Regions from separate parts of the Homo sapiens genome. Here region 2 is linked to region 1. Evidence: read pairs that join two places in POLR2A ChIA-PET (ENCODE). Cell type or tissue: Caco-2. All regions are shown on one strand. Links, peaks and the distances in the headings refer to the core of each region. The heading gives the core; the rest is flanking DNA. Region 1 has its middle 15 kb from the start of ASRGL1. Region 2 overlaps HNRNPUL2 (heterogeneous nuclear ribonucleoprotein U like 2).

The links. ChIA-PET counts read pairs that join two places held together with the same protein. Peaks named below come from ENCODE experiments on the same cell type or tissue, not always from the same donor. Only the 100,000 strongest peaks of a DNase experiment are listed, where the experiment ranks them.
Region 2: POLR2A ChIA-PET joins it to region 1 with 5 read pairs; 3 of 35 experiments call an interaction of 5 or more read pairs at or near these places.

What each region holds. Positions count from the first base shown.
Region 1 is chr11:62,319,882-62,325,912 of GRCh38, reverse strand. No RefSeq gene overlaps it. Among named protein-coding and RNA genes, the nearest start is that of ASRGL1, 15 kb to the left of the region's middle. RefSeq lists an enhancer at 229-730. In Caco-2, for the core only: a CTCF peak has its summit at 778 (motif pointing right); DNase peaks (open chromatin) are centred at 842 and 3,172.
Region 2 is chr11:62,718,504-62,724,534 of GRCh38, reverse strand. HNRNPUL2 (heterogeneous nuclear ribonucleoprotein U like 2) reads left to right here. Exons shown (of 14, transcript NM_001079559.3): 2 at 109-244; 3 at 545-621; 4 at 809-948; 5 at 1,632-1,722; 6 at 1,822-1,934; 7 at 2,155-2,418; 8 at 2,593-2,715; 9 at 3,112-3,240; 10 at 4,344-4,512. It overlaps HNRNPUL2-BSCL2 (HNRNPUL2-BSCL2 readthrough (NMD candidate)), which reads left to right. Exons shown (of 24, transcript NR_037946.1): 2 at 109-244; 3 at 545-621; 4 at 809-948; 5 at 1,632-1,722; 6 at 1,822-1,934; 7 at 2,155-2,418; 8 at 2,593-2,715; 9 at 3,112-3,240; 10 at 4,344-4,512. Among named protein-coding and RNA genes, the nearest start is that of HNRNPUL2-BSCL2, 5.9 kb to the left of the region's middle. In Caco-2, for the core only: a CTCF peak has its summit at 2,325; a DNase peak (open chromatin) is centred at 2,364.

The DNA.
Region 1 (6,031 bases), core at 565-5,564:
GGACTGGTTTTGGGCCTGGCGCCGGGCTGCCTGTCTTTGGTTTTACTTCCTTGTCATTTTTTCTTAAAACAGGTACTGAGTATAAAACAGTATAAAACAATATGAGAGGGTCTCTCTCTTCCCTCAGTTTGAGTTGATTGTATAGAGAGGTTTTCACCTAGAGTTTGGTGCCCCCAAAACTCCAGGTCAAAGGGCAGTGAAGAGTCATACCAAGTGTGAAGTGAGAGGGCCAGGGATGGAATTCTGTCCTTCCTTCTCCAAGCCTCGTGCTCTCCCTGTCCCTAAATGATTTGACATCCTCTGCAGTTTCATATTGTAACTCACAATTTTTTTTGGAAAGAACTAAGATGTAAGTAATAAATCAGTTCCTGTTTGTTCTAGTAATTTATTACCAACCCTATACTATGGATTTGTAAATACTTATATCTTTTTATCTATCTACTCTCTATAACTGTTTCCTCATCCTAGACTGCAGGTTCTCCTTGGCAGAGATTGTGTCTGAAGCCCATAAGACACAATCCTCTTGGGCACAGGAGTTTTGCCAAGCAGCTTCTCAATAGCTTGTGCTGTGGCTAACCCTGATGATGAAAAGGCAATATGGTGATAGCAAGATTTGAATCTCTGTTCTTTTCTGATGGGATAAACGAAACAGCCAAAGAGACTTCTTTTAGAGCACCATCATTTCTTAGCGTCTTCACCAGGGGTCGGTGAGATGAAGCAGCCACCCTCCAAGGCGGCCTCAGCCATCCTGACACCTCCAATGCGGAGGTGTGGGGTGCAGATACAGCGCTCTGGCCCCAAGGAGGCGCTGTTTCCCCAGGGATCGGCTGGCGGAGGCTTTGCAATGATGAAGTTGGCCTGTGGTGGGAGCCTCCTCCGTCTGTGGCCACCCTTCTTTGATACAAATAGTGTGCGCCTTGCGTAATGTCCTGGGTGACCTGTAATTTCCTCTTCTCACTCAGTAGTATATCTTGGACACCATTCTGTCTCAGCGCTATCGGTGGTTGTTTAGATTGTTTGCGATCTTAGCAAATGTAAACATATTTGTGATGGTCATGACGGTACCCACATTGCCCGGAGCCAGGGCTGTTTATAGAAATCACTCTTCATCTAGCCATAGGAGGCAGTCCTCACCTTCTCAGAAGGAGAACTGACTTACCTGGCTCTGGAAGTGGGCAGCGGGCTAGAGGGCACGTAAAGCTTTGCCTCTTCTTGGCTCTCCCAGCGGCTGGCCTGCCTTCAGGGTTAAGTCTTTTCCTCCTGCGACCTCTGGGGTATAATCTGCTGCAATTGTTAGAGCACTGCTGAAGGTAGGTAAGAGAGTTATTCTCATTTTCCACGTGCATGCATCCTCTGCTCTGCCCTCTGCACGTTTTTGTTTGTTTGTTTTGTTTTTTGTTTTTTTGACGGAGTTTCACTCTTGTCGCTCAGGCTGGAGTGCAATGGCGTGATCTCGGCTCACTGCAACCTTCGCCTCCTGGGTTCAAGTGATTCTCCTGCCTCAGCCTCCCGAGTAGCTGGGATTACAGGCGCCCGCCACCACGCCCAGATATTTTTTGTATTTTTAGTAAAGACAGGGTTTCACCAGGTTGGCCAGGCTGGTCTCGAACTCCTGACCTTGTGATCCACCCGCCTCGGCCTCCCAAAGTGCTGGGATTACAGGCGTGAGCCACCGCGCCCGGCCCTGGATTTTATATTTTTAAATGGTTAAAAAAATCAAAAGAAGAACAGTACTTTCTGACACATGGAAATTATGTGAAATCAAATTTCAGGGTTCAGAAATAAAGTCTTCTTGGGAAACAAACATATTTATATGAAAGGAAATCCAGGATGGAAATGGCTATGTCAGAGGCATCTAAAAAGTTGGTGGGTGGGTAGGAAGAGTTGGACCCAGGCCTATACACACCCAGACAGAATGTCACCTGTGGAACTGGGCCAAACTGTAAACATCCTGAAGAAGCAGGTACATTTAGTTTAACCTATTTATATTGGGCCTGATCACAAATCTCCTGGGGAGAGAGCTGTGCCAACATAAGCTGATCATCAGCTAGAGACATTCTAAGCTGTCAATCAATCACCATTAATCATAGACCATGCTAAGTTGTCCCACTTGTGTAAATTTACAGTAAACCTCTAAAACTCCTGCTCAACCTCACTTGGAGGGAACATGATTTAGCTGCTTGCTAGATTTGTGTCTCCCGCATTGCAATTCCTCTCTTGTTTGCTGCCCTGCAGGGTTTTTTTTTTTTTTTTGGTCGGGGGAGACGGAGTCTCGCTTTGTCCTCAGGCTGGAGTGCAGTGGCATGATCTAGGCTCACTGCAATCTCTGCCTCCTGGGTTCAAGTGATTTCCCTGCCTTAGCCTCTTGAGTAGCTGGGACTACAGGCGTGCACCACCATGCCCAGCTAATTTTTTGTATTTTAGTAGAGACAGGGTTTCACCATGTTGGCCAGGATGGTCTCGATCTCCTGACCTCATGATCCACCAGCCTCAGCCTCCCAAATTGTTGGGATTACAGGCATGAGCCACCATGTCCAGCCCTTATTTCTCATTAGTTGACACTCATTTGTTTGTTACATATTGTCTCTGGCTGCTTTCACCCTAGAGTGGCAGGGTTGAGTAGCTGGAACAGACGATGGTGGCCTACAAAGCCTCACATATTTTCTTCCTGGCCCATTGCAGAAAGTTTGTTGATCCTGAGTTAGGCGATTGACACTTTTCTTTCTTCTACACTTATTAGCCTTTCCAGAAGTATGTGTAATGAGAGGAGGATTCTCTCCTTTGCATGTTGGTCTAGCTAGTTGATTAGCTATTTGATCTAGCTAATGGTGTAGCTAATTAGAGATGGCAGGTAGTTAGCAAACATTTTACTTAGATTATCATTTAGACCTCCATTACTGTAGAGCTGTGTAGAGCAGTGTATTAGTTGGGGTTCTCTAGAGAGACAGAACCAATAGGAGATTATATATAACTATATGTTTGTATAAATATATAGGGGGATTTGTTAGGGGAATTGGCTTATGTGAGGATGGAGGCTGAGAAGTCCCATGGCAGGCCAGCTGCAAGCTGGAGAACCAGGGAAGCCTGAAGCGTGTCTCAGTCCAAGCCCAAAGGCCTGAGAACCAGACAAGTTGATATTGTGAAATGGAAGTCTGAGGCTGAAGGCCTGAGAAACTGGGAGGCAGCTGATGTATGTTCCAGAGTCCAAAGGCCAGAGAACCTGAAGTTCCTATTGCCTAGGGCAGGAGAAGAAGGGTGTCCCAGCTCCAGCAGAGAGACAGCAAGAGCAAATTCACCCTTTGTCTGCCTTTCTGTTCTACGTGGGCCCTCAGCTGATTGGGCCCACACTGGGTGAGGGTGGATCTTCCCAGTGATTCAAATGCCAACCTCTTCTGAATACACCCTCACAGACACACCCACAGATAGTGGTTTACCAGCTATCTGGGTATCCCTTAATCCAGTCAAGCTGACACCTGAAATTAACCTTCACAAGCAGGGAAAGCTTAAAATGAAGCCTGAGTGTTCCATTCCTGTGCATCTTAGGGTCAAGGGCCCGTGCTGAAATTCCTGTGCCGAGTGTCTGCCTGGGGTGACCCTGGCAGCCTCACTTGCTTCTTCTGAGCTGGACTAACATTGTTATCCTCCCTATGCTCAAATAAATCTAGACCATTCTCTTCCAGGAGCCACTCTAGAATATGTTCCTTTCAATTGATTAATGAGAAGAAATAATGTATGTGAAAGTACTTTATGAGATGTAGAATAGAATAATATATTGGACATGATTATTATTTTATAAAATAGTCTTGGCTGAGTTCATTTAATTTGCCTGACACACCCTGGAGCAGCCTTTCCAGCCACCAGCTGATGTCTTCCTCCAGGTTATCCTGGGCTCCTTCTCTGCTGCTCGTGTTGTGTTCTGCCCTTTGGACAAAGAAGGGTGTGCTTGCTGACCCAGAGCTGCCTTTCCTTGTTGGCATTCCTGTTGTTTTATTTTTGTTTTTGTTTGTGTTTCTTTGTGAGATGGAATTTTGCTCTTGTTGCCCAGGCTGGAGTGCAATGGTGCGATCTCGGCTTAACTGCAACCTCTGCCTCCCGGGTTCAAGCAATTCTCCCACCTCAGCTTCCCAAGTAGCTGGGATTACTGGCATGTGCCACCATGTCCAGCTGATTTTGTATTTTTAGTAGCGATGGGGTTTCACCATGTTGGTCAGGCTGGTCTCGAACTCCTGACTTCAGGTGATCCACCCGCCTTGGCCTCCCAAATGTTTTACTTTTGTTAACCGAGGTCATCCTCTTTTTCTGATGGCAAACCCAGCTTCCTCCTGCCAATGTACGATGACCCAAGGAGTTGCTGTGCCTTTCGGAAAAGTGGGGAGGGGATGCAACAGAAGCTGGAGTGTCAGCAACAGAATCCTAGGCTCCTCCCCTCCTATAGGCAGGTTAACTGCAGAGCCTCCGGGAGCATGTCCAAGTATCCCGGAGGAGTCATCCTATATACCCTTTTTGGTTTCGGATTTTCTCATCACTGCTCCAGGCAATTCTGCCCGTCACTCCTTTTGTCAAGTTTACCCAGGGCTGATAACCACAGGTCCCTGACTCGAAAGCCAGAACCATCAGCTTTCAGTGGGAGCTATAAAGGTCAGTGTTGCCTTAGCCTCAGATGAACAGACACTCTCCTCAGAAGCACGGGCAAGTGGGAGTTTCACACTGGCCTGTTTTATACGTGGGCAGCTGAGGCTTTGTGCCTAAATTCAGGAATTTGCATGATCCCTATGCCCATTGTTTTTTTGAGACCCCAAATTTATAATGACTTCATCCCACAAGGCAATGCCTTGATAGGCTCTAGAGAATCTGCCAACTGTGTTATCTTCTCTCCAAAAACTTCTTCTCTCCCTGTGTCCCCATCCCACCACCCACTCACTCCTCACCCCACTCCATTCCTGCCACCAGCACACTTGTCATCCAAACTCTTCCCTCCAAGGTCAACCTGTCTGCTCAAACATTACATTTAAACAATTTTTTTTTTTTGAGACTGTCGCCCAGGCTGGAATGCAGTGGTGCGATCTTGGCTCACTGTAACCTCCGCCTCCTGGGTTCAAGCGATTCTCCCGCCTTAGCCTCCTGAGTAGCTGGAACTACAGACACCCACCACTACACCCGGCTAATTTTTGTATTTTTAGTAGAGTTGGGGTTTTTCATGTTGGCCAGGCTGATCTCGAACTCCTGACCTCAAGTGATCCATCTGCCTTGGCCTCCCAAAGTGCTGGGATTATAGGTGTGAGCCACTGTGCCTGGCTACATTTAAACAATTTTATAGGAAAAAATAATAATAATCTGATTAAAAGTGGGTCAAAGATCTGAATAGGCATTTCTCAAAAGAAGACATACAAATGGCAAACAGGCAAATGAAAAGGTGCTCAACATCATTGATCATCCAAGAAATACAAATCAAAACTACAATGAAATATCACCTCACCTTAGTTAAGATGGCTTTTATCCAAAAGACAGGCAATAACAAATGCTGGGGAGGATGTGGAGAAAAGAGAACCCTTGTACACTGTTGGTGGGAGTGCAAATTAGTACAACCACTATGGAGAACAGTTTGGAGGTTCCTCAAAAAACTAAAAGTAGAGCTACCATACGATCCAGCAATCCCATTGCTAAGTGTATACCCAAGAGAAAGGAAATCAGGATTTTGAAGAGATATCTAACTCCAAGGTTTACTGCAGCACCATTCACAATAGCCAAGATTTGTTAGCAACCTAAGTGTCTATCAAAGATAAATGGATAAAGAAAGTGTGGTACATATACACAAGGGAGTATTATCCAGCCATAAAAAGAATGAGATCCTGCCATTTGCAGCAACATAGGTGGAACTAGAGGTCATTATGTTAAGTGAAACAAGCCGGGCACCGAAAGACAAACTTTGCATGTTCTCACTTAATTATGGAAGCTAAAAATTAAAACGATTGAACTCATAATGATAGAGAGTAGGTTGGGCGCGGTGGCTCACACCTGTAATCCCAGCACT
Region 2 (6,031 bases), core at 190-5,189, 400 kb before region 1:
TGTTTTGATCAGACAGATTCTCAGATTCCCTGTTAGTGTCTATTAGTTGTGAGCTTATTCTACACTCCAGTATGAAAACTGCTGATTTTCTTTCCCTCGTTTTTGTAGGAGATGACCAGGATAGTGAAAAGTCAAAACCAGCAGGCTCAGATGGTGAGCGGCGGGGGGTAAAGAGACAGCGGGATGAGAAGGATGAACATGGCCGAGCTTACTATGAATTCCGAGAGGAGGCTTACCACAGCCGGTGAGGGAAACAGTCCCTTTCGTTGAAGGGAGTGTCTGCTCTGATTTTGGTATACCTGGTATTGACTGGAGAGACTGGAAGGAGGGTGGATTCAAAATGGAATAGGTTTTTATAGGCATGAGTTTTAGATTGCATCTACCATGGAAACTCCTATTGCCCTTTCTCATTTATTGGAAAAAGCTGTCTGCTGGGATTTGATATTCACTGACAGTTTAAAATGGACATAATGTCATACACACACACCCCTCAAAGAAGAGGGCTTTGTTTACATTGTGTTTCTTTTCTATCTTACATATATAGCTCAAAGTCTCCACTGCCTCCTGAAGAAGAGGCAAAAGATGAGGAGGAGGATCAAACTCTTGTGAACCTGGACACGTGTATGTATAAGGCAGACAGACTGTGGTTTTTAACTAATCTCCTAAAAGTGATTTTGGAGATTAAAACTTCATAGCCTATAAATTCTATGAGACTTTGTATCCACTACAACAACTGGTATACTTATGCTCTGTTGGCGGCTTACAAGTATTGGACATTGGAGTAAACTGATTGCTTCTTTCTTTACAGATACCTCGGATCTGCATTTTCAAGTGAGCAAAGACCGCTATGGAGGGCAGCCACTTTTCTCAGAGAAGTTCCCCACCCTTTGGTCTGGGGCAAGGAGTACTTACGGAGTGACAAAGGGAAAAGTCTGCTTTGAGGCAAAGGTAGCTCATTAAGACCATTCATTCATTCATTCATTTATTACTGGATGCTTACGGTTCTTAGAGGGGGAAAAGAAGATTATTATCTCTTTTTTTTTGAGATGGAGTTTCGCTCTTGTTACCCAGGCTGGAGTCCAGTGGCACCATCTCGGCTCACCACAGCCTCTGCCTCCTGGGTTGAAGCGATTCTCCTGCCTCAGCCTCCCGAGGAGCTGGGATTACAGGCATGCGCCACCACACCTGGCTAATTTTGTATTCTTAGTAGAGATGGGGTTTCTCCATGTTGGTCGGGCTGGTCTTGAACTCCCGACCTCAGGTGATCCGCCCGTCTTGGCCTCCCAAAGTGCTGGGATTACAGGCATGAGCTACCGCACCTGGCTGGGGAAGAAATATTTTTTTAAAAAGACCGTTCATTTATTCATTAAGCTACTACCTATGTATACTGGACTTCTGTCCAATCAGGCTTTTATTAGTGCAGGTAGGTAAAAGCACTGTGCTTTAACAAGAACCTTAGTTTCAGTAACCAAGAAATTGATCCCTGTGGCTTTAAGTTCAGTGATTGTTATTCTGATGTTGAGTTGAGGTAAATGTCGTTTTCAGTTTGTATAAAAATCTTGTCCTTCGAACTCAGAGTTTGCTACTCAGTTGGTCACAATATCTAATAGTTCCCTTTCTGACTTGGCCAGGTAACCCAGAATCTCCCAATGAAAGAAGGCTGCACAGAGGTCTCTCTCCTTCGAGTTGGGTGGTCTGTTGATTTTTCCCGTCCACAGCTTGGTAAAGTTATTTCTTTAAGTTCCTCATTAGTGTTTACTACCATATTGCTTACTCTATGGGAAGTCCGGTTGTAGGTAACTAATTTGTTGACTGTTCTAGGTGAAGATGAATTCTCTTACGGTTTCGATGGACGAGGACTCAAGGCAGAAAATGGACAATTTGAGGAATTTGGCCAGACTTTTGGGGAGAATGATGTTATTGGCTGCTTTGCTGTAAGTGCTCCTGAAAGTTGTGGGTTATAACAAGGAGCGGATAGAGGGCACTGGGAATTCACTTGTGCTTCCCATCAACTGCTGGCTTTTATGCATGTGATGTGTGTGGCTCGCTTAGTTACTTTGTGCAGCAGTCTGTGTGAAAAAAGAATAAATTGTAAAGTTTAATCAACCCAAAGCCTCGTCAGCCAATAAGTGCTCTTGTCCCTTGTCATTGTAGAATTTTGAGACTGAAGAAGTAGAACTTTCCTTCTCCAAGAATGGAGAAGACCTAGGTGTGGCATTCTGGATCAGCAAGGATTCCCTGGCAGACCGGGCCCTTCTACCCCATGTCCTCTGCAAAAATTGTGTTGTAGAATTAAACTTCGGTCAGAAGGAGGAGCCCTTCTTCCCACCACCAGAAGAGTTTGTGTTCATTCATGCTGTGCCTGTTGAGGAGCGTGTACGCACTGCAGTCCCTCCCAAGACCATAGAGGAATGTGAGGTATGCCAAACAGTATACGAACACTGAGGTTGTATGCTTTGCAGAGGTGGGTGCGTATGCTCTCCAGGGTCTCAGAGCGTTACCAAACAGGAATGGGAGGATGTTCTTAAATTGGTTTTGATAAACATGACCCTCATTTATTTTTCATTATATTTCTGGTTCTGTTTTTTGCAGGTGATTCTGATGGTGGGACTACCCGGATCTGGAAAGACCCAGTGGGCACTGAAATATGCAAAAGAAAACCCTGAGAAAAGATACAATGTCCTGGGAGCTGAGACTGTGCTCAATCAAATGAGGGTAAGTTGCTGTTGGGGATTTGTCGGATACAGTATTTGGAGACTCTTATAACCTATCTTTAATGGAGAATTAGTCTCAAGTGTCTGAGAACAAGGGTCCCAGAAATAGAGAAATGAGATTTTTCTCTATGCGTTTTAGGTGGATTGATTTTTTTTTTCTTTGCTGTGTTGTCAAATTTCTGAAAGCAGATGAGATCTGAAATACATCCAGGTTAAGACTAGATAGAAATGACTACTGCAGGAAATGGACAACATTCACAGCACTGAAGAATGGGAATAGAGTGATATCATAGATTCAGTATTTGAAGAGGTGACATTTACCAATAACTCTTGGGCTTTAACTTGCAATATAACTTGTGTTTTGTTTTTTTTTTTCACTTCCTCTCAAACTAATCAGATGAAGGGTCTCGAGGAGCCAGAGATGGACCCCAAAAGCCGAGACCTTTTAGTTCAGCAAGCCTCCCAGTGCCTTAGTAAGCTGGTCCAGATTGCTTCCCGGACAAAGAGGAACTTTATTCTTGATCAGGTATTAATCTGATAAAATTGCCTAGAGTCAAGGTGGGATGTGTATATAAAGAGAGACTGAATTAAGGAGCAGAGTCAGCTTACCTAATTATGACCATCTGGTTGTGTGTTATGGTTGCAATGTTTTTTGAACTCAGAGGTACCCCTAATTAGTGTTTTTACTTGAAAATATATGGACCCAGGCTATAAAACATGTAATAAAGACAATGGAAAGAGTTGGAACTCATTTGAATTCCTGGCTCCACCACATTCTGGTTTGTGATCTTGGATAAGTCCCTTATCCTTTCTGAACCTCAGTTTCCCTGATGAGCAAAACAGGATAATACCTGTCATGTAGTTTGAAAAGTTAAAGAAGATCATGTGTATTGACCCTTTATCTCGTGTCTAAGTTGTCAAAGATACTGAGTCTTTTTTTTTTTTTTTTTTTTTTTTGAGACCGAGTCTCGCTCTGTCGCCCAGGCTGGAGTGCAGTGGCGCTATCTCGGCTCACTGCAAGCTCAGCCTCGTAGGTTCATGCTATTTTCCTGCCTCAGCCTCCCGAGTAGCTGGGACTACAGGTGCCCGCCACCATGCCTGGCTAATTTTTTGTATTTTTAGTAGAGACAGGGTTTCATCGTGTTAGCCAGGATGCTCTTGATCTCCTGACCTCATGATCTACCTGCCTCAGCCTCCCAAAGTGCTGGGATAACAGGATTATAGGCGTGAGCTGTCACGCCCGGCCTTTTTTTTTTTTTTTTTTTTTTTTTTTTGAGATGGAATCTTGCTCAGCCGCCACCCAGGCTGGAGTACAGTGGCGTGATCTCAGCCCACTGCAACCACCATCTCCTGGGTTCAAGCGATTCTTCCGTCTCAGCCTCCCAAATAGCTGGGATTACAGCACCCACCATCATGCCGAGTTAATTTTTGTATTTTAGTATAGATGAGGTTTCACCATGTTGGCCAGGCTGGTCTTGAACTCCTGACCTGAGATGATCTGCCCACCTCGGCCTCCCAAAGTGCTAGGATTACAGGCGTGAGCCACCGTGCCCAGCTGATACTGATTCTTTTGGTTAAATCTGAGTGATAATTTTCTTCCTAAACATCAGTTATTCCTCCTGTTCTTAGTGTAATGTGTACAATTCTGGCCAACGGCGGAAGCTATTGCTGTTCAAGACCTTCTCTCGGAAAGTGGTGGTGGTTGTCCCTAATGAGGAAGATTGGAAGAAGAGGCTGGAGTTGAGGAAGGAAGTAGAGGGAGATGATGTGCCTGAATCTATAATGCTGGAGATGAAAGGTGGGTGTCTTAGTCCATTTTCTGCTGCTATAACAGAATACCATAGACTTCATAATTTGTAAGTAATAGAGGTTTATTTCCCTCATTCTGGAGGCTAGGAAGTCCAAGAGCATAGCATTAGCATCTGGTGAGGTCCTTCTTGCTGCATCATTCCATGTCAGGAGGGCAAAAGGCAAGAGGGCACATGTGAGAGAACTTGCTTTTATAACAAAGCCACTTTCACAATAATGGCATTAATCTATTCATGAGGATGGAATCCTCATGACCAAATCACATTAAAAGTCCCACCCTCTCAATACTGCTCATTGGGGATTAAGTATTCAACACTTGTACTTTGGTGGGACATAACTCAAACCATAGCAGTGGGCTAAAATTGTACAAGTTAAAGAGATCTTATCCCTGGTCAGTGCACACCTTATTGAGGTCTCTTAGCAACTGGAGTGACACTCTACATCTAAAATGTAAATCTGAAGAGGAACTTAATGGTCGTGAGCACTTGTAGATAAATGAATGAACAGAGAGAAGCAATAATTTTGACTCATTGTTTTCTTGGTTTGTTTTGGTTTGGTTTTGAGACAGAGTCTCACCCTGTTGCCCAGCCTGGAGTGCAGTGGTGTGATCTCAGCTCACTGCAACGTCCACCTCCTGGGTTCAAGTGATCCTCTTGCTTCAGCCTCCCAAGTAGCTGAGATTACAAGCATGTGCCACCATGCCTAGCTAATTTTTGTATTTTTAGTAGAGATGGGGTTTCGCCATATTGCCCAGGCTGGTCTTGGAACTCCTGACTTCAGGTGATTTGCCCGCCTTGGTCTCCTAAAGTGCTTAGATTATAGGCATACGCCGCTGTGCCTAGCCGCCTTGGCTCGTTTTGAAAAAGATACAGAAAGGGAAATAGTGAGCCAGGCGCGGTGGCTGACGCCTGTAATCCCAGCACTTTGGGAGGTTGAGGTGGGTGGATTACAAGGTCAGGAGCTCACAACCAGCCTGGCCAAGATGGTGAAACCCTGTCTCTACTAAAAATACAAAAAAAATTAGTCGGGCATGGTGGTGGGCGCTTGTAATCACAGCTACTCGGGAGGCTGAGGCAGAGAATTGCTTGAACCTAGGTGGCAGAGTTTGCGGTGAGCTGGGATTGTGCCACTGCACTCCAGCCTGGACAACAGAGTGAGAAGACTCGGTCTCAAAAAAAAAAAAGTGACCGTAGGGTAATTTAAACTCAAAGGATCAAGGGAGAGGCTTCTGTGAATCAGTTATTTGTTAAGTAAATATTTCTGGTACATCTACTGTTTGTCTACATTTCTTATTCTGCTTTTTTTTTTTTTTTTTTTAAAGACAGAGTCTTGCCCTTGTCGCCCAGGTTGGAGTACAGTGGCGCGATCTCGGCTCACTGCAACCTCCGCCTCCCGGGTTCAAGCGATTCTCCTGCCTCAGCCTCTTGAGTAGCTGGGATTACAGGTGCCCGCCCAGCTAATTTTTGTACTTTTAGTAGAGACAGGGTTTCGCCATGTTGGTCAGGCTG